Linked DNA regions of Homo sapiens: all the other regions are linked to region 3. The links are chromatin contacts, found by Hi-C in ENCODE. All regions are on one chromosome and are shown on one strand. Each heading gives the region's core, a stretch centred on a gene start or an enhancer-like site at or near the end of the contact. The rest is flanking DNA. Distances are from core to core; before and after follow the strand shown.

The links. A loop is a pair of places that touch in the nucleus more often than their neighbours do. Pooled maps may share reads with other maps.
Region 1: a map with no recorded cell type shows a loop between it and region 3 (5-fold over the local background). The contact joins the enhancer-like site here to the promoter of ELK1 in region 3. A Hi-C loop is called at or near these places in 2 of 37 single-sample maps with no recorded cell type and 7 of 50 pooled maps.
Region 2: a loop to region 3 is called in a pooled map, with 21 times the contacts of the local background. The contact joins the promoter of HDAC6 here to the promoter of ELK1 in region 3. A Hi-C loop is called at or near these places in 6 of 37 single-sample maps with no recorded cell type and 15 of 50 pooled maps.
Region 4: a map of naive thymus-derived CD4-positive, alpha-beta T cell shows a loop between it and region 3 (8-fold over the local background). The contact joins the promoter of PPP1R3F here to the promoter of ELK1 in region 3. A Hi-C loop is called at or near these places in 3 of 168 maps with a recorded cell type or tissue (B cell, endothelial cell of umbilical vein and naive thymus-derived CD4-positive, alpha-beta T cell), 4 of 37 single-sample maps with no recorded cell type and 10 of 50 pooled maps.

The regions. Positions count from the first base shown.
Region 1 is chrX:48,937,122-48,944,002 of GRCh38, forward strand. All of the region lies in intron 2 of OTUD5 (OTU deubiquitinase 5), which reads right to left. Among named protein-coding and RNA genes, the nearest start is that of OTUD5, 17 kb to the right of the region's middle. RefSeq lists enhancers at 1-612, 1,494-1,993, 2,004-2,053, 3,184-3,443 and cis regulatory regions at 3,008-4,158, 3,333-3,833, 4,248-5,448, 4,587-5,123. Within about 2 kb of position 2,635, at least 6 of the 41 ENCODE cell types and tissues checked have a DNase peak (open chromatin) inside an H3K27ac peak, as active enhancers do.
Region 2 is chrX:48,798,430-48,804,490 of GRCh38, forward strand. It overlaps HDAC6 (histone deacetylase 6), which reads left to right and starts at 3,638. Exons shown (of 29, transcript NM_006044.4): 1 at 3,638-3,713; 2 at 4,234-4,356; 3 at 4,442-4,570; 4 at 4,699-4,787. The coding sequence starts at 4,264. RefSeq lists cis regulatory regions at 1,989-2,489, 2,192-2,238 and enhancers at 1,997-2,828, 2,950-3,219, 3,066-3,579, 4,210-4,289.
Region 3 is chrX:47,646,351-47,652,407 of GRCh38, forward strand. It overlaps ELK1 (ETS transcription factor ELK1), which reads right to left and starts at 4,213. Exons shown (of 7, transcript NM_001114123.3): 1 at 4,073-4,213; 2 at 3,571-3,676. UXT (ubiquitously expressed prefoldin like chaperone) reads right to left here. Exons shown (of 7, transcript NM_004182.4): 6 at 5,731-5,794; 7 at 5,446-5,545. The coding sequence ends at 5,492. RefSeq lists a cis regulatory region at 3,676-4,656 and a silencer at 3,988-4,397.
Region 4 is chrX:49,267,776-49,274,317 of GRCh38, forward strand. It overlaps PPP1R3F (protein phosphatase 1 regulatory subunit 3F), which reads left to right and starts at 2,018. Exons shown (of 4, transcript NM_033215.5): 1 at 2,018-3,098. The coding sequence starts at 2,095. RefSeq lists enhancers at 1,107-1,606, 1,304-1,353 and a silencer at 2,054-2,293.

The DNA of each region.
Region 1 (6,881 bases), core at 1,385-3,884, 1.3 Mb after region 3:
CCCTTCACCAATGTAAACAAGGATGTGGGTTCTGCGGCCACACTCTCCCCCGCCCTCCCCAGCGGCATTTCCAGCAAGTCACATGTCCTGCGCACAGGCTGGGGGCCCCCTGCTGCTGCCTTTCTTAGAAGCCAGGACCACAGAGCCCGCACAGTGAGCTACTTGGGGAGCTATTTCTGTAGACTGAGCTTGGGGTACTGGGAGGCAGTGCTGTTGGCAGCTGCAGTAAACAGGAACAAAGATGAGAATGAAGGGGTTAAATAGGGGTTGGCTGGCCAGGCTCAGAGAGATAGGCTGAGGTGCTGGAGAAAGCCCATCTCCTATGGAAAGGTCAACGGTCATTTCCAGGCCTGGGAGTTCTATCTTCAAGAGCTAGATGCCAGATGCAGGAAAATGGGGAAAGAGAGGAGACTGTGGAACAGGGAAGGGATCTGGGGGAAAACCCCCTGAGGGTCCCATTTCTCTGCCACTGACCCCTTTGCCTGGCAGAAAGGCTCTGCTGCCTCCTAGCTGTGTAGCAATGGATAAGGCCTTTAACCTCTCTAAGCTGAAATGTCCTCATGCATAAGGTGGAGACAGTAACTCCTCTTCCATCTGCTGGGTGTTGTCAAAACTACACAGGAGGTTTGCCAAGCACCTAAGGCACAGTAGGTGGTCAAGAAACAGGAACACAATTTGTCATGACGACAATGATTCCTTCATATGCTAGTTACCCACGAGTCAGCCAGAATGTTGCCATAACCACTTATGAAGCCCTTCCTCATTTCTGTTGCAATTCCTCAGCCAGAGGAAAGCCCCAAATGCAGACCTAGGATGCATGTCCTCTCCTGGCTCTCTACCTTTAGCGAAACCAAAGGTCCACAAGTCTACCTCTAGGCCGTTAGTTCTAACAAAACTTCAGCAGTTAAATTAATATCGAATTAACAATACAGGCTTCATAAAACAGGGTCCTAAAGTATGGACGAGTTATGACACTTCTTTACTTATCTGTAAAATGTAAAATACCACCTTCTCTCCTCAATCCTATGATGGCACTGATAGGTGATATGGTATAACATGTACCTAATCACAGCTTTTGAGGGGGGAAACACACCACACTGATTATAAGGTATACCCTAAGTTTGGAATCATTAACGTGGAAGAAAATATACATCTCCAAACCAAGGAAAACAGCAATAGTACTACCCCAACAAGGGAGAATAGAAGGATTTCTCCAATAATATAAGGCAGGAAAAGCATCTAAGCACAGAGCTAAACACATAGGAAGTACTCAACAAGAATTCATTTTTGGCCAGGTGTGGTGGCTCACGCCTGTAATCCCAGCAATTTGGGAGGCCGACGCAGGTGGATCACCTGAGGTCAGGAGTTCAAGACCAGCCGAGCCAACATGGTGAAACCCTATCTCTACTAAAAATACAAAAAATTAGCCAGGCAGGGTGGTGGATGCCTGTAATCCCAGCTATTTGGGAGGCTGAGGCAGAAAAATCGCTTGAACCCGGGAGGTGGAGGTTGCAATGAGCCAAGATCACACCACTGCACTACAGCCTAGGCAACAAGAGCGAAACTCTGTCTCAAAAAAAAAAAAAAGAATTCGTTTTTCTGACTTTCCTAGCTCCACCTCTGTCCTCCAGAAAGCCCTCCTCTTCCCAGAAGGCTGGCACACAGGGCTGGGGGCCAGGCTTGACTTCCCTGTGGAGGGGTCTGAGGTTGGGGGGATGACCTGCAGAGGTAGGGGAATTCAGAGAACTTGTTTTGATAGAAACTGAAACTCCTCCTCTTGCTGACGCTGCACTTGTGGGCAATCTGCACCTGTTCTCCCCTCCCAGAGGCCAGCTGGAAGGGGGTCCCCCACCATTCTACCTCTGTTCCCATCTCAAACAGGGCTCAGAAATCCTCAGTACAATACTACAATTGGTCCCACACCAAAGACTTTTCACACTCCAACTCATTCTATCCTTACCAAAACACTCTTACTTTACCCAGGAGACACAGAAATGTGGCAAAGCTTGCCTGGGATCACAGATTTAGGGGGAGTGAAGGGGAGGCCAGGCTCTCAAAGGGTAACTGCTGGCCCCAGCTGATATTACCACCTTCACCCCAATCCAGCCACCATCTTAGTCACCTTACTCCCTGGGGCAGGACCTGATCTTGTGTGCCTCAGTTTCCACACCAGCACAAGCAGGAATCAGCTAGAACCCAGGAAAGGCATGGGAGAGGGCAGAGATTATAGATATCAGGGGCTGCATCTCTCCCTAGGGCCACAGAGGCCAATATGAACCTTACCCTCCCCATACACACCCCACTTCTTTCCTTTTTCTGGACACACAGAGACACCAGTATAGAAATGCACATGTGTATACACATACAGCAGAGACTGCCAAAGATGCTCCCTGAGGCCAAATGCTCACCCAACAAATCCCACAACAGAGAACTATCACATTCAATGAGTAGATGCCCTTGCCACTTCAGGAAAGACTGAAGATGTGAGGCTCTATAAACTGAGGGACCCCCTACCCCACCAACCTCCTTCCTGGCCTCTGGCAGGGTAGGTGGAGGGCAGGGGAAATAACCAAGAGCTCTAACAGACTAGCCTCAACCTCTCTCCTCTGTTGCCCGGGGGAAGTCCTTATGTAACTAATGTAATGTAACCAATAATGTACCCAGATTTATGTTAAGAAGCAAGACATGAGAGCCTGGATTATCTTCCTATAGGGTCCTACCATTTGCTTTAGAGACATCTGAGAACTGCCTACTCCCCAGGTAGCTGCCTGCCTCCCAGAAGAGCCACAGCAAGTTCCGCTAAGGGCAAAAAAGGAAGCTAGGTGTCTACAGGGAACCTAAAAACAAACCACACTAACGTGTGTACACACAGCTGCAGAGGGAGACAGGGACCTGGTCTGCTCCCCACTACCCTCCTGGTCCAGTGGGAACCCTGGCCCCACTGAGAACCAATCTCCTGAGGAGATGAGCCAGGACAAAGGTCTCACTTGCCTGTCAAGCAGCTGTGGTGTGACCTGGTCTGTAGCCCCAACTACCCCAACTAGCATACCCTCAGTGGGAGAGACAGAACTCATCCCACTGGATAGTCTGGTTCCTGAGATGTGTGCTCCTCTGCTCAAGGATTCCCACTGCAAGGATGAGAAACCTGAAGGATACACGGGAGAGGCTGAAGGAAGCTGGTGTACAGGAAATGGCCCGTGGGAATCTTCTTTCTGTGGCCTGGTTCAACCTCAAATACCAATGTTCTGACACTGGTTGTATGACCTAGATAGGGTAGGGTCTTGGCTTTCTCTTGAGGCCTCAGTTTCCCCATTTATAAAACAATCAAAATTGATCTCAGATCCATCCCTCCTAGTGCTGATGTTCCAAGACCAAAAGGCCCAGAAGAGTGGGCCTAGCTAATGTTTCTGGGCCTCATCGTGGTAACATGCACAGCCCTTGCCACTCCCCCATGGCCCATGTAGAAACAACCATGTGGCCTTCACTCTGCCCACAGAAGCTAGCACCAGGACCCTGGTCAGGGTTAGAGGTTTCTGCTGAGTCAAAGCCACATGGAGGGAGGGAGCAAGGGAGAGATGCAGAGTCATGTTTCCAGGAGGAGGTTATCTGAGCATAACAGGGACAGGGTGGGCCACAGGATACCTCTGAGGCTCAGGTTCCCACCTCCACTCCACCCAAGCCTTCAATGATGCTCATGAATCCCCAATAAGAGGAGGTGGGAGAGAACTGAGCGCAAGCAATGGATATTGCTTAACTCAGGGGAACCAATGGCAGGCAGGCAGCTACCTGGGGAGTAGGCAATTCTCAGAAGTCTCTAAAGCAAATGGTAGGACCCTATAGGAAGATAATCCAGGGGAACAGAAGGCAGAAAGCCACCTGCCTCAAGACTCCCAACAACAGAGGGCCACGTGCTCCTACTTGGAGGAGGTAAGGTCCAGAGAAGTCAAGGAACACAGCCAAGGTCATCCAGCCAGTTGACAACCAAGCTAAGAAGCTAAGGATCCTAGGATCATAAAAAGAATGTGTCCTGGCCGGATGCGGTGGCTCATGCCTATAATCCCAACACTTTGGGAGGCCAAAGCGGGTGGATCACAAAGTCAGGAGTTTGAGACCAGCCTGACCAACATGGTGAAACCCCATCTCTGCTAAAAACACAAAAATTAACCAGGTGTGGTGGTGCACGCCTGTAATCCTAGCTACTCAGGAGGCTGAGGCAGAAGAATCACTTGAACCCGGGAGGCAGAGGTTGCAGTGAGCCGAGATCACGCCACTGCACATTCCAGCCTGGGCGACAGAGGGAGACTCCATCTCAAAAAAAAAAAAAAAAAAAAAAAAAAAAAAAAAAAAAAGAATGCGTGTCCTTTGGACACCTCTGGGTTCCCAGGCCAGCTCTGGCTAATGGCCCTGAGCATGTCATTTCCCTTTCTATGCTTCAATCTTTTCACCTGTCTCATGGGATAATGATCCAAGTTTTGCAGTGAGCCTGAAGCACCCAGCTGAATGCCTAGCACACAGCAGGGGTCAAGGAAACAGTGCCCTCTATGTTTGCAGCCCCCGCCCAACTCCAACTCTCTGCTCCACGTTCCTTCCACTATTCAACACATGGCAGGAAGTCAGCCTGTAGGGCTTCACACTACAGTCTAAGCTGACTGCCATCTGTCCCCATCCAGGCGAGGCTGGAAACGGGGGCAGCAAAAAGCCCAGGGACAAAGTCCCCTTCCCAGGCACATGTATTATGCACTCTGCACCAAGGAAACCTCCAGATAAGGTCTAGAGACCAAGGGCCATGTACTTCGGGGGAGAGGCCAGAGGACTTCTGAGGTTTTACAGAGAAAAGCCAAAGGCAGCCCAGTCAGGGGAAATGTGTAGCCATAGTGCCGATAAGGAAAGGCCTTCAACCTGCCCTGGTCAGCTCTTCCTGTAAGTAGAGGCCCCTTACTGAAGGCCCCAGTGGGAGGAAGGGTCGGGAGTATTTGGGGAGAACAGCTAGATACATATAGACACACACACACACACAAATACTGCTCTTGATACGAGTTACTACAACAAGCCAGGTCCTCACTAGCTAGCCCCAAGGGTCGGGGGTATTTGGGGAGAACAGCTAGCTAGATACACACACACATACACACACACACACACACACACACACACACACACACAGAGAACAGCTAGCTAGATACACACACACACACACACACACACACACACACACACACGGCTCTTGATATGAGTTACTACACAAGCCAGGTCCTCACTAGCCAGTCCCAAGGCTTACCCTCAATGACTGCCCAAGACTCAGATGCCCGCTGCATTCTCTAATCCTAACTCCACCAGAAGCCCTGCTTACCCCACATCTAGCCTGAGGTCTCAACACAGGGCCTAGCACCTAACAGGCCCCCACCTATTCTTTCTTTGCCTTTCTTTTGTCCAAGATGCCCCGAAACCCAGCTCTTCCTCTGGGAAACATCCCAGGGAAAACACAAACTTGAGCCAGAGGGGTAGGAGGGATAAGTTTTTTCCCAGTCCAATAGAGCCCATTGCCTGAGCCTCTTCTGCTTGGCAGAATAGAGAGGAGACCATTCACTCCACCCTTTCAACAAACACATGTGACTCTGAGGCACCAGTGAAAATGGCATCTGGGTTTTACAAATGCTACTGTTCCATGAGGGTCTACTATATGTGTCAGGCACTAAAGGGATTTACCAAAGCAACTTCATTAAATCGTTACAGCATTAGGGTCTTTTAGCCCCATTTTACAGATGAGGAAACAGCCTCAGGAAAGAAGAGCTGCTTGCCTAAGGTCATACCAAGAATCAGTTGTGCAGCCAGGGATGGAGCCTAAAACACCCCAGCCCACCAGTAGACATGGGGGGTACCCACAGACGGAGAGAATAGCAGACCAAGAAGGAACTCAAAGAGGCATTGAGAATCAACACCATTTCACAGACGGGAAGACCAAGGCCAAGTGTCACAGCAGTTATGAGTCAGGGCCAGAACTAGAAGGTAGGTCTTCTGACTCCCAGCTCAAAGCTCCTATCAGAGGGCACTTTTCCTTGGTAGATATCAGAGAACCACAGGGAGGATCAGGTCACATTCCCAGCTTCCCCTTCACCCTAGCACAGGACCTCACAACTACTTGTTGGGTCACAGATTCAGAGCCAAAATGGCCTCAAAGATCTAACTCAGACTGGATAACAGATGGTATTAAGGCATTATTAATTCTGTTAGGTGCAGTAATGGCATTTTGATTATGTTAAAAAGAAGAGAGTAAGTCTGTATCTGTCAGAGAAACATACAGAAATATTTATGAATGAAATGATCCAATGTCGGGGTTTTGCTTTAAAAATACTCTTCTTTCAGGGGAGTGAGAAAGAGTGGGCGGGATAGTGATGAAACAAGGCTGGCCACGTATTGACTATTTTGAAGCTGGATGATGGGTACATGAGGGTTCATCATTCTCTCTACTTTTATATAAGTTGAAAAAAAATTCTATGATATAAGAAATTTGTAAAGATCTAGTCTGATAGCCCCCATACACACAGATTGAGGAACAGAGACCCGCAACACACCAGAGATGGGATCTGGGTATAAACCTAGGGGTCATACAGCCCAGGGTGGCAGCAGTATGCTATGGTTAAGAGCATGGGCCTCAGACTAATCTAACCCAGACACTGAATCCCAACTCTACCACTTATTATTTCACTCCAGACAAGTCACCCACCATCTCTGAGCCACTTTTCTCATCTGACAAATGGAAGCAACAGTAGTCCCTACACTCACCTAGCTTAGAGGGGAATCAAAGAGGTTTCCTGTAGCACCTGACAATGTGTCCCAAAGGATATTATTTTCTTTATCATTCTTCTTGCTGTTATTATGCATAT
Region 2 (6,061 bases), core at 2,388-4,887, 1.2 Mb after region 3:
TACGGAACCCTATAGCAGACACTGCTATAAGCTCATTGAGACCTGTTCCTGTTCTTCCTGAGCTCACTCTACCTATTCCAGCCTCCTCTGCAGATAGATGTGGGCACATGACAGAGTTCTGACCAATGGAGTATGGGCAAAAGTGACATATACCAGTTCCAGGCCTGACCCATAAAAATCTCTCATGCAATCCTCCATTTCCTCTCTTTCCCTGTCTACCAACTGAAAACCAACTAACTCCAAGGACCTAGAGGAGGACAGAGTCACAAAATAGAGTTTGCCTGGGTCCATGAATGAACAGTAGTAAATATTCAGATTGGCTTTTGAATGAGCAAGAAATAAACATTTATTCGTTAAGCCCCTGAAATTCTGGGTTACAGCAGCTAGGATAATTTAGCCTAATTAATAATAATCTCTCCCCCTCTCTCTCTCTCCTTTTTTTTTTTTTTTTTTTTTTTTGAGATGGAGTCGCCCAGGCTGGAGTGCAGTGGTGCAATCTTGGTTCACTGCAACCTCCGCCTCCCAGATTCTCCTGCCTCAGCCTCCTGAGTAGCTGGGATTACAGGTGTATTAGCCCGGCTAATTTTTGTAGTTTTGGTAAAGATGGGATTTCACCATGTTGGCCAAGCTGGTCTCAAATTCCTGACCTCAAATTATCTGCCCACCTAGGCCTCCCAAAGTGCTGAGATTACAGGCGTGAGCCACCACGCCTGGCCAGTAATTTTTTTTTTTTTTTTTTGAGACAGGATCTCACTCTATTACCCAGGATGGAGTACAGTGGCACAATCTCGGCTCACTGCAACCTCTGCCTCCCCTCCCAGGCTCAAGCGATCCTCACACCTCAGCCTCCCGAGTAGCTGGGACTACAGATGCACACCACCACACCCAGCTAATTTTTGTGTTTTTTATTGAGATGGGGTTTTGTAATGTTGCCCAGCTGGTCTCAAACTCCTGAGCTCAAGCAATCTGCCCTCCTCTGCCTCCCAAAGTGCTGGGATTACAAGTGTGAGCCATTCTGCCTGGCCAATAATAATCTCTTGACCGAAATCTAGACACCTGATCTCACTGTCTATATGAACACAAGCTCTGAACCTATACAGAAACACCTGTGACCCAGTACTGGCCCACCTGATCTCTTTGTAGGAAGCTGTCATAACATAGGTCTAAGAAGCCCCATCCTGGCCACGAATGGTGGCTCACACCTGTAATCCCAGCACTTTGGGAAGCTGAAGCAGGCAGATTGCTTGAGTCCAGGAGTTTGAGACCAGCTTGGGCAACATGGCGAGACCCCATCTCTATAAAGAAAAAAAAATTAGGCAGGCATGGTGGCATGCACTTGTAGTCCCAGCTACTTGGGAGGCTGAGGTAGGAAGACAGCTTGAGCCCAAGAGGTTGAAGCAGCAGTGAGCCGTGTTCACACCACTGCACTCCAGCCTAGGCAACAGAGTGAGACCCTGTCCCCTGTATCAAAAAACAAAAACAAAAAAACAAAAAAACAAAACCTTAATCCTTAACTTGCACAGGAACAGGAACCCATAGTCTGGAGCTCTCTAGAAACCCCTGCTTGATTCAGTAAAGGTACAATATAGAAACCATAGGAATCCCTGTCCTCATTCTGTCCAGGAACATTTGGAATGACCCACCAGAGGTACACTAGAAGTGACCTGACCCTGCCCATGAATCCCTGTCCTCACACACCTCACACAAAAGGAATACCTCTCCTTAGGAAAAAAGGCCCCTACCCTCAATCCTGCAAAAGAATACCAGCCAGATAGAGACCAAGGCCTGACACTACAGCACAGATCGGCAAACTATGGCATTCAAGCCAAAGCCAGACTGTGGGCTGTTTTACATTTTTAAAGGGTTGTTTTTTAAAAAGAGAAAAAAAGAAAAATGCCACTGAGACCGTATGTGGCCTGCAAAGCCTAAGATGTTTACTCTCTGTCCCTTTATAAAGTTTGCTGACCCCTGCTCTTCAGAAACCTCTCTTCTGATCCAACAGAAAAATGGGCCTTGACCCTTTGCAAGACTCCCTACTCTATCAGGCTGCAGGTATCAGAACTCTAGAATTTTTTTGTAGTGTGTTATCATTGTATGTGTTTTCTTTGGTGAGTGTAGGGGTTTAAAGGTCTTAGGTCTGCAACTCTTTTGCGCTGAGACAAAAGATAGGTTCACGTAGGAGGGGTGAGAGGGAAGAGGCGGCAGGACATCTTCAAGAGGATCAGAGGGCAAAGCTACTGGGCGGTGAGACCGTCAATCTGTCAGTCTGATGCAGAACCCCCGGACTGCTTATCTCTCCGGTCCCAGCTTATAGCCCGGTAGGAAATGGTGGAGAATGAGACAGGGAGATTAGGAGGACAAACCGGCCTCCTGCAGAGCTGACATTTAGACATGGAGTGGGAGTTGCGGGGGAGAGGGGGTGCCTAGGGACAGCTCCCCAGACGCACACACACTTTCTATTACTGCTTGGGAGCAGTGGTTACCCGTTGGAGGGGGCAGATAGGGAGAGCTGCTGCCCATGAGAACTCCCATCCTCAAGGCCATTCTGGCCCTGGGCACTATTATTATCACAACTTTCCAGATGAGGAAACGGAGCACAGAACTGTTCAGCAACTTGCCCAAAGTCACATGGTTAAGTCCCGTAACCTCAGTTTCCTTATCTGCAAAGCAGCCTTAATAATGGGAACTACCTCATAGAATTGTGGTTTACAACGATGCCTGTCACATAATACTTGCTATCATTACCATTCCCTGCCCCCACTAAGACTCCTTCCACTCAGAATATTGCGGCAGAATATTAATAGCTAATATTCGGCCAGTGTTTCCTGTGTACCACCATAGTGAATATTAACTCGGAAAATCCTCACATTTAGCATCGTCACCACGCCTATTTTGGCCGCCACCACCAACGTCCAGTGGCAACCTCGCTCTCGGCCCAGCCACAACCAGCCCGCCCGCGCTACGTCATCACGGCGCGTCGCGCGGGAAGTCGCGGGGAAAAGGTAAGATGCCCCTTCCTAATTCCCTCGCTTCCTTGCTTGCTCTCCAGACACCGCCGACCCGAAGGGCTCCTAAGTGACTGGACAGGGACGGAGGGGCGGCGGCTATGGCATCCGGGACGACAGCGACGATAGCCGAGGCAAGAAAAAGCTTGCACCGCAGCCCTGTCGGGAACCGCCGGCGCCTGCCTTTTACGTAGGCGCAGCACAGCTGGCGTAGCACGCCGACGCACCGCCCCGTCGCCTGTGAGCTCGCGGTGTGGCTCAGCCCAGCTGGCGTAGCACGCCGACGCACCGCCCCGCCGCTTGTGAGCTCGCGAGAGGTGTGGCTCGCGCGAGGGGCGCGGCCTTGAGGCACGGTCCCCTCTGGAGGCGGGATCTGGGCGGGCAGTCGAGAGACGAGGCCCAATGGAAAAGAAAAGCCTGAGCGCTCGCGTCCCCACAGGTCGCCAGAAACTTGGTGGAGCGAGCCAAGGGCGGAGTTTGAGAAAGGGGCTGCGTCCAATGAGTGGAGCGGTGAGTACAGCGCGTCGACGGCGGAGGCGGGAAGGGGGCGGAGGCCGACCGAAGGCGGCTAGGGACTGGCTGAAGAGGGTTAGCGAAACGTTAGCGGTCGGGTCTGGGCAGGGGGTGGAGCTGGTTGAAGGAACGGGGCAGTCCCCTGAGGAGCGGGGCTGGTTGAAACGCTAGGGGCGGGATCTGGCGGAGTGGAAGGTACCGGTCCGGCCCGATAAGGGGTGGAGTTAAGTGAATCGTTAAGGGTGGAGTCGAAACCGGGGTCGGGGCCGGGGCCGGCTGAGTGAAAGGGTGGGTGATTATCCCGGGAGATAGGCCGAAAGGGCAGGTTCGTGAAGGAATGGGGTCTGGGCTGGGCTTAGAGGGTCTGGGAATGGGGCTTAGGAGAGTAGAAGGGGCGGTGATTGGTTGGAAAGGGCAGGCCCTAAGACGGACTGTGTGAGCCCGGGGGCTCATTGCTCCGTGAAAGGGCAAGACCAGGGAAAGAGAATCGTGTAAAAGGGGTGGAGTCTAGCGGGCCGGGCGGGGCCGGGTAGAATGGCCACCTGAGTGGAGGGAGAAGGCCTGAGAGAGGCGGAGTTTGGAAGGCTGTGGAGAATCAGATCGCGTAAGGAATGGAATCTAATAGAGGGGGCGGAGCCTGGAAAAGGGCAGAGAGGTGGGGTCCTCAGGGCACACTAGCCCCCTCACATACCCACGCTCCTCCCCCCACCCCCAGAACCGCGGCAGGGGCCAAGCCTCCTCAACTATGACCTCAACCGGCCAGGATTCCACCACAACCAGGCAGCGAAGAAGTAGGCAGAACCCCCAGTCGCCCCCTCAGGACTCCAGTGTCACTTCGGTGAGGCCCTAGACCCGCCCTGATGAGGGGGAGAGGGAGCAAGTTGGTCATGCCCTGGACTCTGACCCTTCTCTCTGATTCACAGAAGCGAAATATTAAAAAGGGAGCCGTTCCCCGCTCTATCCCCAATCTAGCGGAGGTAAAGAAGAAAGGCAAAATGAAGAAGCTCGGCCAAGCAATGGAAGAAGACCTAATCGTGGGACTGCAAGGGATGGTGAGCAGGGCCTGGCTGCAGTTTAGCCTCGTATGACAATCAAAACCCAAAGGTTCCCCACCCTGGACAGTTCCCTCTGACTCAGGGCCTAAAATGGATCTGTGTCTCCTTTTTTTTTTCCTCTGCAGGATCTGAACCTTGAGGCTGAAGCACTGGCTGGCACTGGCTTGGTGTTGGATGAGCAGTTAAATGAATTCCATTGCCTCTGGGATGACAGGTGAGGCTGGGTCCTCCAGGCTGTCTCCAAACCACAAAAATACACACACTTAGAGCCCATTAGCAAGAATAAATCTTTTCTTACCCCAGCCTGGATACTGGAAGCAGATGATTTGGGGAGGTAGGGCTCACACTTGAAAGGGTTCTTTTATGTAGCTAACAAACATTTATTGAGTGCCTATTGTGTGCCAAGAGTTGGTGATACAAATGTACCAAACAACAGACAGGGGTCCTTCTCTAGGAGCGGATTGATGAGTAGGAGGGCAGATCATTAAACAGCCAACAGCAGTATGAGGTGTTTAATGAAGACAGACTTAAGACCAGGGGATTCAAGGGTGTATAATAGAGGATCCTAAACTAGTATCCGGGCTTCCCAGAAGCCTTTATAGAGGAAGAGACGTTTGTACTGAAACAGAAGGATGAAACCTCCCGTTTGCTTTACTTTTCAAAAAGAATCAGCAAATCCTTTTGGCTATATGTTCAAAATATATTCACCATCTGACCTCTCCTCACCACCTCCACTGCCACCATCATCATCACTCACCTAGACTTGCAGAGGCCTCCTCCCTGGTCCCCTACTTCCAACCTCACCTCTATTATCTGTTCATGCAGCAACCTAAAAAAATATGTATGAGTTGATGTCTTTGTTAAAATACTTTAAGGAGGCCAGGCATGGTGGCTCACGCCTATAATCCCAGCACTTTGGGGGGGCCAAGGCAGGTGGATCACTTGAGGTCAGGAGTTCGAGACCGGTCTGACCAACGCGATGAAACACTGTCTCTACTAAAAATACAAAAATTAGTTGGGCGTGGTGGCACACACCTGTAATCCTAGCTACTTGGGAGGCTGAGGCAGGAGAATCGCTTGATCTGGGAGGCGGAGGTTGCAGTGAGCCGAGATTGTGCCATTGCACCCCAGCCTGGGCAACAAGAGCAAAACTCTGTCTCAAAAAGTAAAAATAAAAAAAAAAAAAGTACTTTAAGGGCAAACTGTTGCCCTCAAGGTAAAGTCCAAATTTTTCATCCTGGCCTCAAAGGTTCCACATGATCTGGCTCCACATCACTTTGTGACCTCATCAGCCAATCCTTCTCGCCCACACTACTCCCCTTGTTCTTCCAACATGCCAGGCACCCTCTTGCCTCTGGTCTGTACCCTGACCAACCCCTTTCCCAGAGATTCTTTTCGGTCTTCTACTCTTCCAGCTGCCTTTCACATCCCAATGAGACTTTCTCAGAGAAGGTTTTGCCTGGCCAAACCCTACCCCAATACCTGATC
Region 3 (6,057 bases), core at 2,963-5,462:
CTCACTATGTTGCACAGGCTGGCCTGGAACTCCTGGGCTCAAGTGATCCTCCCACCTCAGCCTCTGTGCCCAGCTATACACCACAGTTTTGTGAACACATTCTTTCAATGCAACAACACAGTCCTTATTCACATATACAACTAGCACTCTTAGAAACAGCTTTTATACCTGTGCCTCCATAGAGCATATTACATACCTCAGTTTTGTGAACATATCCTTTTGAAAAGGAGGAAAATCCTTATTCATATATAAACTGGCATTCTTAGAAATATCTTTGACACATGTATCTTTTTGTAGTGCATTCCAGGCACCACCGTGTGGTAAACATCCTTTGGGGGTTGGTATTTGAACAGAAAAGTGCCTCTGATGTGTGGCAGATACTCCACAGATATTAGCTATTAGCTAGTGTGTCATCCTTCTCCCCCTGCCCCTGCAATCCTATCCTATGTATCACCTGCACTATCTGGCTCCCATCACCTGTGTGACCTCACCTTCTACCCTTCCCCGCACTCTGCTCCAGCCACACTGGCCGCCTTGATGTTCCTTGAACATGGCAGGCACCATCCCACCTCAGGGCCTCTGAACTGGCACTTCCTTCTGCCTGGTATGCTCTTCCCGTAGACATTAAGGCTCTCTCCGTCTCTACCGTGAGGCCCTAATTCAAGAGTCACCTTCCCTATGCCTAAGATTTCAACCACCCCCAATACTCGATTCCTACCTGCCCTATTTCATTATTTCTTCTCAGCATTTGTCTATTATGCTAATTTTACTTATTTATTTTGTTCACATAGTCTGTCTCCCCAGCTTGGGTTTTTTTTTTTTTTTTTTTGAGACAGAGTCTCGCTCTGTCACCCATGCTGGAGTGCATGGTGCAATCTTGGCTCACTGCAACCTCCGCCTCCTGGGTTCAAGCAATTCTCCTGCCTCAGCCTCCCAAGTAACTGGGATTACAGGCGCACGCCGCCACACCCAGCTAATTTTTTTGTATTTTAGTAGAGATGGGGTTTCACCGTGATGCCCAGGCTGGTCTTGAACTCCTGAGCTCAGGCAATCCACCCACCTCAGCCTCCCAAAGTGCTAGGATTACTGGTGTTAGCCACCGTGCCCAGCCTCCCCAACTTTTAATAAATGTCAGCTCCACAAGCACAAATATTTCGCCCTGTTTCGTTCCTTGCCATATTCCAGCACCTAGAAGAGTGCCTGGTACTCACAAGGGGCTCAGTAAAGGTTGGTTGCAGGAACAGTCCCAACTAATTAGCTCTCATATCCCTTCTTCTTCCTCATGTGACCCCTACACTGGTGTCTCAAATTATCTTTTTCCCATTTATTCATGGGATAAATTCTTATTGAGCATCTGCTGTTTACCTGGTACATTTTCAGTTGCTGGAGACATAGCGGTGAATGAGCAGACAAAAACTGAGTCCTCATGGGACTCACATTCTAATGAGGAGAGACAGACAACAAACAAGTAACCCACACAGTGTGTCAGACAGTGATAAAGGGCAACGGGACAAATCAGGGACCTGGCTTGAGCCCTGCTGGGTGTGCAGCTTCAGATGGTCAGGGAGGGGTTGACTTTTTTTGTTTTTACAAGTAGCATTGTTAGGAACTTCTTTTTTATACATGTGCCTTTGTATAGTATATTCTAAGTACCATGGTGTGACAATCAACCTTTAATGAAATAACACTACCCAGGTACAACAAAATCAAATCACTCTTAGAAACATCTTTTACGCCTGTGCCTTTAAGAGAGTGTATTACACACACCACAGTGGTTGTTTTTTGGGTTTTTTTTTTTCAGAAAAAGGGATCTCGCTATATTGCCCAGGCTGGCCTGGAACTCCTGGGCTCAAGCTATCCTCCCACCTCAGCCTCCCGAGTAGCTGGGACTATAAGTGCACACCCCTGTGCCCAGCTACACACCACAGTTTTGTGAACACATTCTTTCAATGCAACAACACAGTCCTTATTCACATATACAACTAGCACTCTTAGAAACAGCTTTTATACCTATGCCTTTACAGAGCATATTACGTACCTCAGTCTTGTGAACACATCCTTTTGAAAAGGAGGAAAACCCTTACTCATATATAAACTGGCATTCTTAGAAACATCTTTCATACATGTATCTTTTTATACTGCATTCCACACACCACAGTGTGGTAAACATCCTTTGGGGGTTGGTATTTGAACAGAGTGCTGAAAGGAACCATGCAGAGATCTGGGGGTGGTGTTCAAGGCACAAAGAACAGCCAATGCAAAGGCCCTGAGGCTGGCCCATGCCTGCTATGTTTGAGGAGCTGTGTGGTGGAACCAGTGTGGTTGGAGCACAGTAAGGGGGTGGGAAGGTATAGGCGGTAATGCTAGAAAGGTTACTTGTTTTACCATTAATTCACAGTTAATATTTATTTACACTGGAAGGGATTCTAGTTCTGATCCCCCATTTCACAAATGAAGAAAAAGGCACAGAGAGGAAGTGGTTAAATCACTCATCTAAGGTCACACAGCTGCTGGGATTGGGGGGTGGGTGGGTGCTGAGAGAAGGTGAGGAATGAAGACTGCTCTGCAGGCAGAGGGAACAGCAAGAACAAAAGCTTGGAGGTGAGAACTAATTTGGTTTTTAAGGACTGAGGCCTCACGTGGGGTGGGATGAGATCTAAGAGGGGAGCCTCAAAAATTATCCTGTGTCCTGAGTACTTCCTGGGCCACCTTTGAGTAAGGAATTTAACCTCCCTATGGCCCAATTCCCTCACTACCTATCTCATGGGGTTGTGGTGAGGATTAAAGGAACTCATTCATATGAAACACTCTGCCTGATATACGGCAGGTGCTCAATAAACGCTAGCTCCTATTGGCATTACTATCATCACTGGCGCTAATGTATTCACTTATTGTAGTGAGGCAGAACGTCTTTGTGGTTACGAGTGTGACCAGGCTGACCCACTATTAAGAGGTGGAGGACAGGGAAGGCCGTACAGTGCTCCATCACAAGGAAAAGAGGATCAGCACGTTCTCTTCTGGGAAGGGAAAAAAAAAGAGAAGGAAATTGAAAGTACACGGCCGATCTTCCCCCAATTACAAAGCACTGGACTCACGGGAGGGTATGCGGGGGACTGTGCAAGCATACAGGGGTGTGGGGGAGGAAGGCCAATGAACAGATCCACTGCAAAGGGAGGGGTGATGAGGCTCATCGTCTGAGGGGAAGGGGAGCAGAAAACCTTACAGACTCCTGCACCACAGTGAGAGGAGAGAAAAGCCATCACACAGACTGATTCAAAGCAGAGAGGGAAAAGGCTATGGACTGAGCTACTGAAAATAGGGAGATGTAAAGCACTAAACTAACCCACTATTAAAAAGGAGAGAACCCCAAGCGCTAGAGCGACAGTCTACGAAAAAGAGGAGACAGGGCAATGGACTGATAGCTAAAGGGACGTGAATCCAAACATGAAGACTGATCCACTATAAAATGGTGGTGGTGGTGGTGGGGGGGGGGGGTGGTTTTGAAAAAAGCCATGGACTGATGCATTGGGGGACTGGAGGAGGCAGGAATACAAACTCAGGTAGACTCACTGTTAAAGAGGGATGCGGAGGAGTGCGGCGCCACGGATTGATTCGCTACGATGTACAGGAAGGGTGGAATAAATAAGGCCACGGACGGGTCTCCTGAAAGTTGAGGCTAGGAGAAATCCAAACACTCAGATACACCTACTATTAAGGGGGCTGAACACTGTCACAGGCTAGCTCCCTATAAGTGGGGGTGGGTGGGGGGCGGGTGGGGGTAGGGGTAGGGGGAAAGCCTATGGACGAGTCCACCCTAAGTTGGCGTGGGGAAAAACATAAGCACGCAGACCGATCCATTATACAACGGGAGGGGGAGGTTAGGCCACGGTCAGATCCACTATAAGGGACGAAGGGCTTGAGCAATGCCACACGCAGGTCCACCAGCCGTGGTGGTGGCGGCGGGGAGTCGAACACCAGCAGGCCACCGGCCAAGCCACATCCTCTGCGCGGGGGCGGGAAGGATACGTGGGGTCACGGACTGGGCCCTCCACCCTCCAGGCCCAGAGCTCACCTGTGTGTAGCGTGGCGGTGGCGTTGGCAATGTTGGCAGCTCCGGGGGGCGGGGGCTCCATACGCGGCCCCACCGCCCCCCAGGCCTGGGTTCCGAGGCGGCGGTGGAGGTGGTGGTGGCGGTGGCGGCGGCAGCACCTAGAAGCCGCCCCTGCGTTTCCCTACAGCTCACGTGGGCCCGAGGAGGAGGAGCCCAATGTCCCGCCGCTCGCTGATTGGCCAAAGCGCTATTAATCGGCCGCAAGGCCTCGAGGGGTTGGGGGACGGGCCCTTCCCTACAGAGCTGTGCCGTGATTGGCGTAAGGGGAAATGATGGAACGCTCACGGCCCCTGGAGTCCCGAGGAGGCGCGTTCGGCCTTCACGGTGCTCCACGCCGATTGGCTCAAGGACTGACGGACTGTGAGCAACTGAAAAGGCTCGGGGCCTGTGTCGGGGGGGCGGGGGTCTGCCTCACACTGATTGGCTTACATGGGATTGATGGAAGACAGCCCCCAAGGACGGGGGTGGGTGGCCCTGTTTTTCTCTGATTGGCGGACGAGGGACTTCTAGACCCCTGCCAAAACACCAAGGGGGCGGTGTCGCACGCCATGCTGCTCAGCGGAAGCAGGGCTTGTATAGAAATGGGCGTAGCAGCCGGCGGGAGTGGGTCGGACTGGGCTCCGCGTAGGCGGGCAGGGCAGCTCTACGGTTAGACAAGACCATAGAGCTGGGTAAAGACGAATTTAGAACACAGCGGAGGTAGGAGGGCAGGATGGCTGTCAGGCACACGAAAGAGCATTGAGTGGCAGAAACGAAATGCTTTCAGAGGGCAGGGTTGAACTGCGGCCAGAGTTAAAAAGGGGAGGAACCTGGCTCTGCATTGATTGGCGGTGGCTGGACTCAACCTAGAATAGGGGCCCGACTAGGGAGAGCGGGATCCAGGTCTGTGCCCATTGGAAGCTGGAACACTTACAAGCAGGGGCTAAGACAAGGTAGGGCTGAGTTAGGGTTTGGGTGTAATTTGGGGTACCTGGGGAATGATTGGGTGTGTGAAAGCGTAAACCTTAGGGCCCTTTGATTGTTGTGGGAATGAACAAACCTCCACCATGAATTGGCCCATTCTCTATGGCAATTCAAAGGGTGGCGTCTAGGAAAAGGAATGGAAGAAAGGGTGAGGTGGGGGGCCCAGGTTGCCAAGATGACAGAAGAGAGGGCAGTGCATAAGGTCAACTGGCAAATACTGCCAGGCAACAGGCTGGAGGCAGGACTGCTGGGGCATTTTGGAGGTTCCACAGAGAGACTGGATCTCTGGGTCTCTCAGTAACTTTGTGCCCTAGGAACAGGCCCCCGTGGCAACTAGCAGGGTTTATGGGGAAAAAGAAGGGCCATGTGACTCAAAGGCATTCAGGCTCTTTAATGTCTGAGGATGGGGGGAAGAAGTCAATGGTGAGGCTTCTCTGGGAAATTCTGCAGGCCTTGTAGTTCTCTAAGCCCCTGAAAAAGAGGACAGAAGAGATTGAACAAAGACTGGGTCTGGGTTACGCCCCCAGGCTTGCTCTGACCTCCCTCCCTTGACTCCAGTTTAGAGGGAAAGATGGTCCTTCCCTTCTTTCGCTCTCTTCCTTCTTCAGGTCACCACCCTAAACACAGAGTCTGGTAGTGGGGTGAGCTGCTCTCACCTCTAGCAACATGTGGATATGGGCTTTGATATTCATGGAGTCCTTGGTGAGGCTGTTGCTGAGCCTAGAGAAAAGAAACAAGAAAGGGCAAAATGGGCCCCACATGATTATGATGACCCTTCCTTATCACTTCAAGATCTACTTATATCCTGGATGATTTCCACCTGGCTCATTCCTATGTGGAAATGCCAAGCCACCATCTGGTTTTCACTGATTCAAAGATTATTAAATGCCTACTGTATGCCAGGCAATTTTAGGCACTGGGAGATAGCAGCAAACACAACAAACAAAACTCCCGGCCTGATGGACTTCAAATTCTTGTAAAGA
Region 4 (6,542 bases), core at 768-3,267, 1.6 Mb after region 3:
TGCTGAGTGTACAATGGGGTCTAGGGCCTGAATGTGGAAGCAGGGGACCAGCAAGGAGCTGGCTACTGCAGTAGTCTAGGTGACTGGTGATAGTGCTGGCAGTGGAGGTGGTGAGAAGAGGATGGATTTGGTAAATATTTTTAATAGACAGCCAAAAGGATTTGTTGAAGACTGAGAGTCTTGGAGCCAGATCGGGACAGACAATGCCCAAACCAGGTGGGCAGGAAGGAGTCCCTGGACTATTTGCCAGCTTGAACTTTTAGGTGAGAAAAAAATAAAGTTCTGTCTTGCTTAAGCCCCCATTATTTTATGATTTTTCTGTTACTTGCAGCTGAACATATTCATTTCTAACTCATGGACATCCTGAACATGGAGACCTGGGGAGAGGGGCTGCTGGAAGGATCACCTCCCTCCTAGGATGCTGTGAGGTTCTAATGAGATAACAGCATGCTCAGAACCTGGCACTCAGTAGGTGTTCAGTAAATCTTCCCAGGATGGAGAAGGAATGTATGAATGGATGTGTTCAGCGGACAAAAGCTGCAGTTGAGTTCCCACAGAAGGTGAGACCCCAAAGGGAGAGCGAAAGGAGTTTACTAGATGGAAGCAGCAGAAGGAACAGCACTCTTGGGAGAGGGAACAGTAGAAGCAGAGATGGGGGGACAGAAAGAAGGGAGGTGAGGCCCCTGTGGGGTGTGGAGTGTCAGGTTGGGCAAGAAGGACAGGGCTTTGATTGTGATTCCATTAGTCAGAAGCTACCCATATGCCCAATCAACTTCTGGTAGCACACAGTCAGGTCAGTGTTTGCTGAGCTGAAATTTAAAAAAGTGAATCCTTCAGAAAGTTAAATTTCCTATTCGGCCATTCATTCAACAATAGTATCAAGTCCTGGAGAGTGCTTGCGGCTAACAATCAGGGGCATTCTTGGCTTGTGGCACTGCTCAAGAAAAGGTTGTAGTTGGGCAGGGAGGACCCAGTAAGTAACTAACTGCAACAGGACAGTCATTTTCACTTTCCTAGTTCACACACCAAGGTGTGGTCTAGGCCTTCAGGGGCTCTGGGTATTCCTGGGGCAATGGGGAGTCACGGAGGGTTAGGGAGAGGGTAACCCCATCCCTGAGAAGCACATTTTTCCTAATGGCTGCCTGCGTTCTATGGTTCTGCTGTCCGGCCACCCAATACCTCAGACTCTGTCTACACAGCGTCCTCCTCTCCAGCCTCCTTATTGGCTACTCATGCCTCCCTTCACACCACCTACACTGCCCCCGTCGGCTCTGCTTTTTTCCCCATCTTGCCTCCAAGTCCTCCCTCCGTCCCGCTGCACTATCTAGCCTCGGCATTGGCTCATCCCATACTAGTACTGTCCTTTGAGGTCTCTACGCCTTCACCCTGGCTCCCTCATTGGCTATCCGCCAGCTCTCGTCCTCGCTCCCGCCTTCAGCCTCCACCTCCATTGGCTCGGCTCCCTACACACCCGCCTCTTGGTCTCCTTTTAGCCTTCGTATTGGCTAGCTCCACCTTGGCACCACCCCTTCGAAGCCGCAGTGCACGCTCACAAGCCTCCCCATTGGCTCGCTGCAGCCATTGTCGTCATCCCACGCGTGGCTCTCCATTGGCTGTTCTCTCTCTCTAGCTACCGTTCCACCGCCTACGCAACCCGCGGGATCTCCCACTTTTTGGGCCTCTGCGTTCGTTCCCGGCTGCCCTCATCGCCTGTAGCCATTCCACTTTTCCCACCGCCCACATGCCTCTCTCGCTCAGACTTCCGCATTAGCTGTCTGCTTCTGTTTTCTTCATCATGGATTTCGCACCACCCCCATTCCGGCCTCTCCATTGATTCCTCGATCATCCCGCCCCCTACACCGCCCACTCCCGGGCATCCCCATTGGCTGCGTGCTTCTCCGGCTCTCAATTCGCTGTACGTCATCCGTGCATGGCTGCCCATTGGCCCTCTGCAATACTTGTCTTCATCTCACCGCCTATGCCCCCGTGAGCCGTACCCCTCCGCGCTGGCCTTCCCATTGGCTGCCCGCCCCTTCAGGCCCTGCCCCCGCCGGTCCCGCCGCCGGTGCCGTCGGTGCCGCCGCCGCCGCCGATATGGCGCGTACGGCCCCTGTGGAGCCCCCGCTGCGGCATTCCGCGCCCCCCTCGCCGGCCGCGGGTGAGCCCCGCACCTCGGTCGAGGCGGCGGTGGCCCCGCGGAGGGTGCTGTTCGCCGACGAGGCCTTGGGGCTGCCGCTGGCGCAGTTGCGCCGCTACCGGCCGTGGGGCGGGCCCGGGGCGGGCAAGATGGCGGCGGCGGCCGGGCAAGATGGCGGCGGCGGCGGCGGGGCCGACGAGGACGACGATGGCGAGGATGGGGATGAAGGGGAGGAGGAAGAGGAGGCTTGCCCCGAGCCCTCACCGCTGTGCCCCGTCCCCGCTGGCGGGGGGTTTTACCTGGTCCCCACATTTTCGCTGCCGCCCGCGCCGGGCCGTCTGGAGCGCTTGGGGCGCGTCATGGTGGAGCTGGAGGCGCTGCTGCCGCCTCCCGGAGCGGTCCCCGGGGGTGCCGGGGTGTGGGTGCCTGGGGGCCGCCCGCCGGTGCTGCGCGGGTTGGTACGCGTGCTGAACCGCTCCTTCGAGAAGGCGGTGCACGTGCGGGCCTCACACGACGGCTGGGCTTCCTTTTGCGACCACCCAGCGCGCTACGTCCCGCGCAGCCCGCCGTGGGCAGGAGCGGGAGGAACAGGAGCAGGAGATCCCATCCTGGATCCGGGGCTCGGCCTGGGTCCCGGCCAGGCATCCGCCTCCTCGCCCGACGACGGCGGCCGCACCGACCGCTTTGCCTTCCAGCTGCCCTTTGCTGAGGGCGCGGGCGATGGGGCGCGCCTCGACTTCGTGGTGCGCTATGAGACCCCTGAGGGCACTTTCTGGGCCAACAACCACGGCCGCAACTACACAGTCCTGCTCCGGATCGCACCCGCTCCCACACCCACTGATGCCGAAGGGCTGCCCCAGCAGCAGCAGCTGCCGCAGCTGGAGCCACAGCCCGAGTGCCAGGGTCCCGTGGAGGCTGAGGCCAGGCAGCTGAAGAGCTGCATGAAGCCGGTGAGGCGCAGGTAATGTCAGCCAGCGCCACCTCCGCCAACGCAGGGCTGTGTCTGGGATGGAGGACAAGCATTCCGGCCCAGGAACCCCTCAGGCCTGCTCTCCAGGACAGGGAGGAGGGTGCATTGAGTCAGTCAGTCAAAGAGTGATGGAGGTCAAACACGTGCTAGGCACTGTTTTAACTGGGGTTTTATTCCTCCATTTATTGAGTTCCACTGTAAAGCCCTGAACAAGACAGACATCTACCCTACCCTCAAGGATTCATACAGGCTCCTATGGGAGACAGTTTGAAAAAACAAGCAAGCAAGCAGATAGGATAAATAGGGACAAAGTTAGCTGCTGAAGGGAGTAAGGGGATAGATTGGGAGGGAATGACTGTGTCAGACATGCTGTTAAAGGGAGGGCCTTTGAGGAGGTGAGTCCCGAATGATGATAAAGAAGAGTTATGCAGATACGGTGGGGAGGTGGGGGAGAGTTTGTAGGAAAAGGAACAGGGAGGACTTTTCTGAGGAGGTTTCATTTAAACTAAGTCCTGGATGATGAATAACAGTTATGTGCATATATGGAACAAGGGTGTTCTAGGTAGAGGAAACAGCAAGTGCAAAGGTCCTGGGGTGGAAATGAGCTTGGTGTGAATGATCAGCAGTGTGCTGGAGTGGAGAGAACTGCAATGACATAGTGTGGACCAAGGGCTTTGCCAGTGGGGGGTAGAGCAGATTCTCTTTCTGACAGAGCAGGAAACCAGGATTCCAGAGGTGGAGAAACTGGTTGAGGCAGTGATGGCACCTGGCTCTTCCAGTTCACCCATGCCTGACCTTGAAGCCTGTGCACTCTACTGTTAACGCTGTAATCTACTTTTGAGTCCTGTGGAGGCGAGGGGCTGAGCCCATGCTCTCACAAGAAAGCAGTGGCTCTAGCAGAGAGACAGAACCAGATGGGTACTGGACTTGAAGTTTTTGTCCCTTGTTTTTTTGCCACACCACCTGTGATCATTTAGGGACAGGGAGAAATAATCAGTTATACCCCAGGGGGCCCCAGAAGATTTCCCTAGGTTTCCTCTATCAAGCTATGAGTTCTTTAAGGGCAGCAGCTAGTCCTGATTCTTTTTGCGGTCACCTAAGTCTGGCCCAGGATCACTAGATTCTCCCTAAAATGTATACATTTCCCTGTTCCTGGGAGGACTGGGAATGGAAATGGGAAAATGCTTTTTGGACCTTGTATGTATACGCTTGGTCAGAAGCCCCTGGCTGCAGTAAGACATTTGTGGGTTCTGCTGGTTCTGGTAAGGCCTTAGGCTGTGAGTGGTTCAGAAAGGTCTAGCTCCGGTCTGGTGGGCAGATGTGCCTGGGTAACTGAGCAGGCAGGCAGGTACCCACTCACCCACCTGTGAGCCCCACCATAATCTGAGACTTCATTTAAAGGGGGCAGGCAGCATGGTTTTTCTTACAGCATTAAGAGTGTGGATTCTGGCATAGATTGCCTGGGTTCAAATCCTGGCGCTGCCACTTACTGGCCTTGTGACCTTGGCCAACGCATTTAACTACACCATGCCTCAGGACCCTCACCTGTAAAACAGAATTATAGCATCTACTTTACGGGATAAGAGTAAAGGTGCTCAGAACCGAGTCTGGCTCAAAGTAGTATCATACAGGTGTTAGCTAGTGTCAGTATTTAGGGAGCCACACCTACAGTTTCCTGGATTCCTCTCCTAAATTCGGCTCCGCCCATCAGCTGTGTGGCCTTGCCTCCGTTTCCTTCTCTGCTAAGGGAAATGACAGTCACTTTGCATGGTTGGATTGAATGCAGCAAACATGGGCAAGGTAACTGAAGCATGGTGGTAACTGCAAAAGATAACTGGCCAGCATTTACTGATTTCTGTGCTATGAACATCAGATCCATTCTCTCCGTGAGGCCTGCTGTGCATGCTGTGTTGTGTAGGTGCTATGATTATCCCCATTTAGTAGAGGGGAGACAGGTAGCTCAGAGAGATGAGCCAGCTTGCTCAAAGCCTCTCAGCTAGTGAGTGACAGGGCCAGGGAAGAAATGCTAGGGACATTTATTTTTTTCTATTTTTTTTTTTTAAACTGGTCCTCTAGAAAGCGTGGCATGATTCAGGGCAAATTCTGGATTTCACTCTTGGTGTTCCCAGCATGTCGTGCTTTCCTTTTACCTTTTTTTTTTTTTTTGCTTTATCGAGGTATACCTACATAAAGTGTACTGATATTCTGTGTATAGCCCAGTGGATTTGTACATATGTATGCACTTGTGTAGCCACCACCCAGATGAAGATACTGAGCAGGTCCAGTACCCCAGAGCTACCTTCATTTCTATCACTTTCCCAAGCTGTCATCCCCGCCGGCTGTCATGGGAACCCTGTCTGTAAGATGCGACAGTTTGGGTAAAGGAGTTTGGTCATTTTAAAGAGTGTGAAAGGCAGAGAACAGAGAAATCAAAACCTTGCAGGGCCAAGGTGGGTGGAGAGGGTGTTTTTCTTTTAACATACATGGGCGGTTTTAAGGAGAAATTGAAGCAGCCTGTTCAGACAATTGTTTTGGTATCTGGCCCCAGGTCTGTGGTTCCTAACATGACTTGTGATATTATTTTAAGTGGGCAGATGGCTTTTTGATAGCTTCTTTATCTTTCGATCTCAGCTCTTGCAAAGGGGAGGTTGGTGCTCATTGCAAGATCAGCGATAAGGGTTTCTTTGTAGGTCGGTGGCTTTCTTGGTGAGTACATTTCAACATATTATTGTTTTAGAACCTGTGTGCTGCCAGTGACTTGCAGCACTGTTGAAGACTAGCCACCCTTTGTGACCTAGCCCTCTTGGGAAATGGCGGAGGATCTCAGGGTATATCCCTTACCTGTGGGAGCCCTATCAGAGGGCTTCCTGTTGAGGAAATGTTGGCTGTAGGCCCTCTGTGCACTGAGCACAGCCACATCAGGTGAGGGCATGGGAGAAGTCCGTGGTAGCCATCAGGATAGAGTTCAGAAACCCAAATGGCTGCTTTCCCTGGGTTGCTGGACCAGGCATTTGGTAACTCTAAAGCTTAGAGATGATTCATCGACAAGCATTTATTGACTGCCTACTGTGTGCTGGGCACAGTGCTAGGTTCCAGCAGGGAAAGAGATGCAGAGTGGTCCTAAGATGTCACAGGGCTTGTGGGATGGAGTACAGAGGATTTGTTGTATGAGACCTGGCTGAGCCCCTGCTCTTCGCCAGGCACTTCACTGAGTACTATATTTTCATGCAAGGTCTGGTTTAATTCCGACAACATTCCCTGTGAAGTAGAGGGTTTTAAATTTCTCTTTCCTGGATGAGCAAACTGAGGCTCCCAGAGTCCAAAGTCCTAGGGCTGGTGTGGGGAAAAGCCCTCCTGATCTTCCTTGGCACTTGACACTACCCTTTGGAAGTGTCCTATTCTTCTTAAAAGTAAAGACCAAGAGAGCCTCACCAT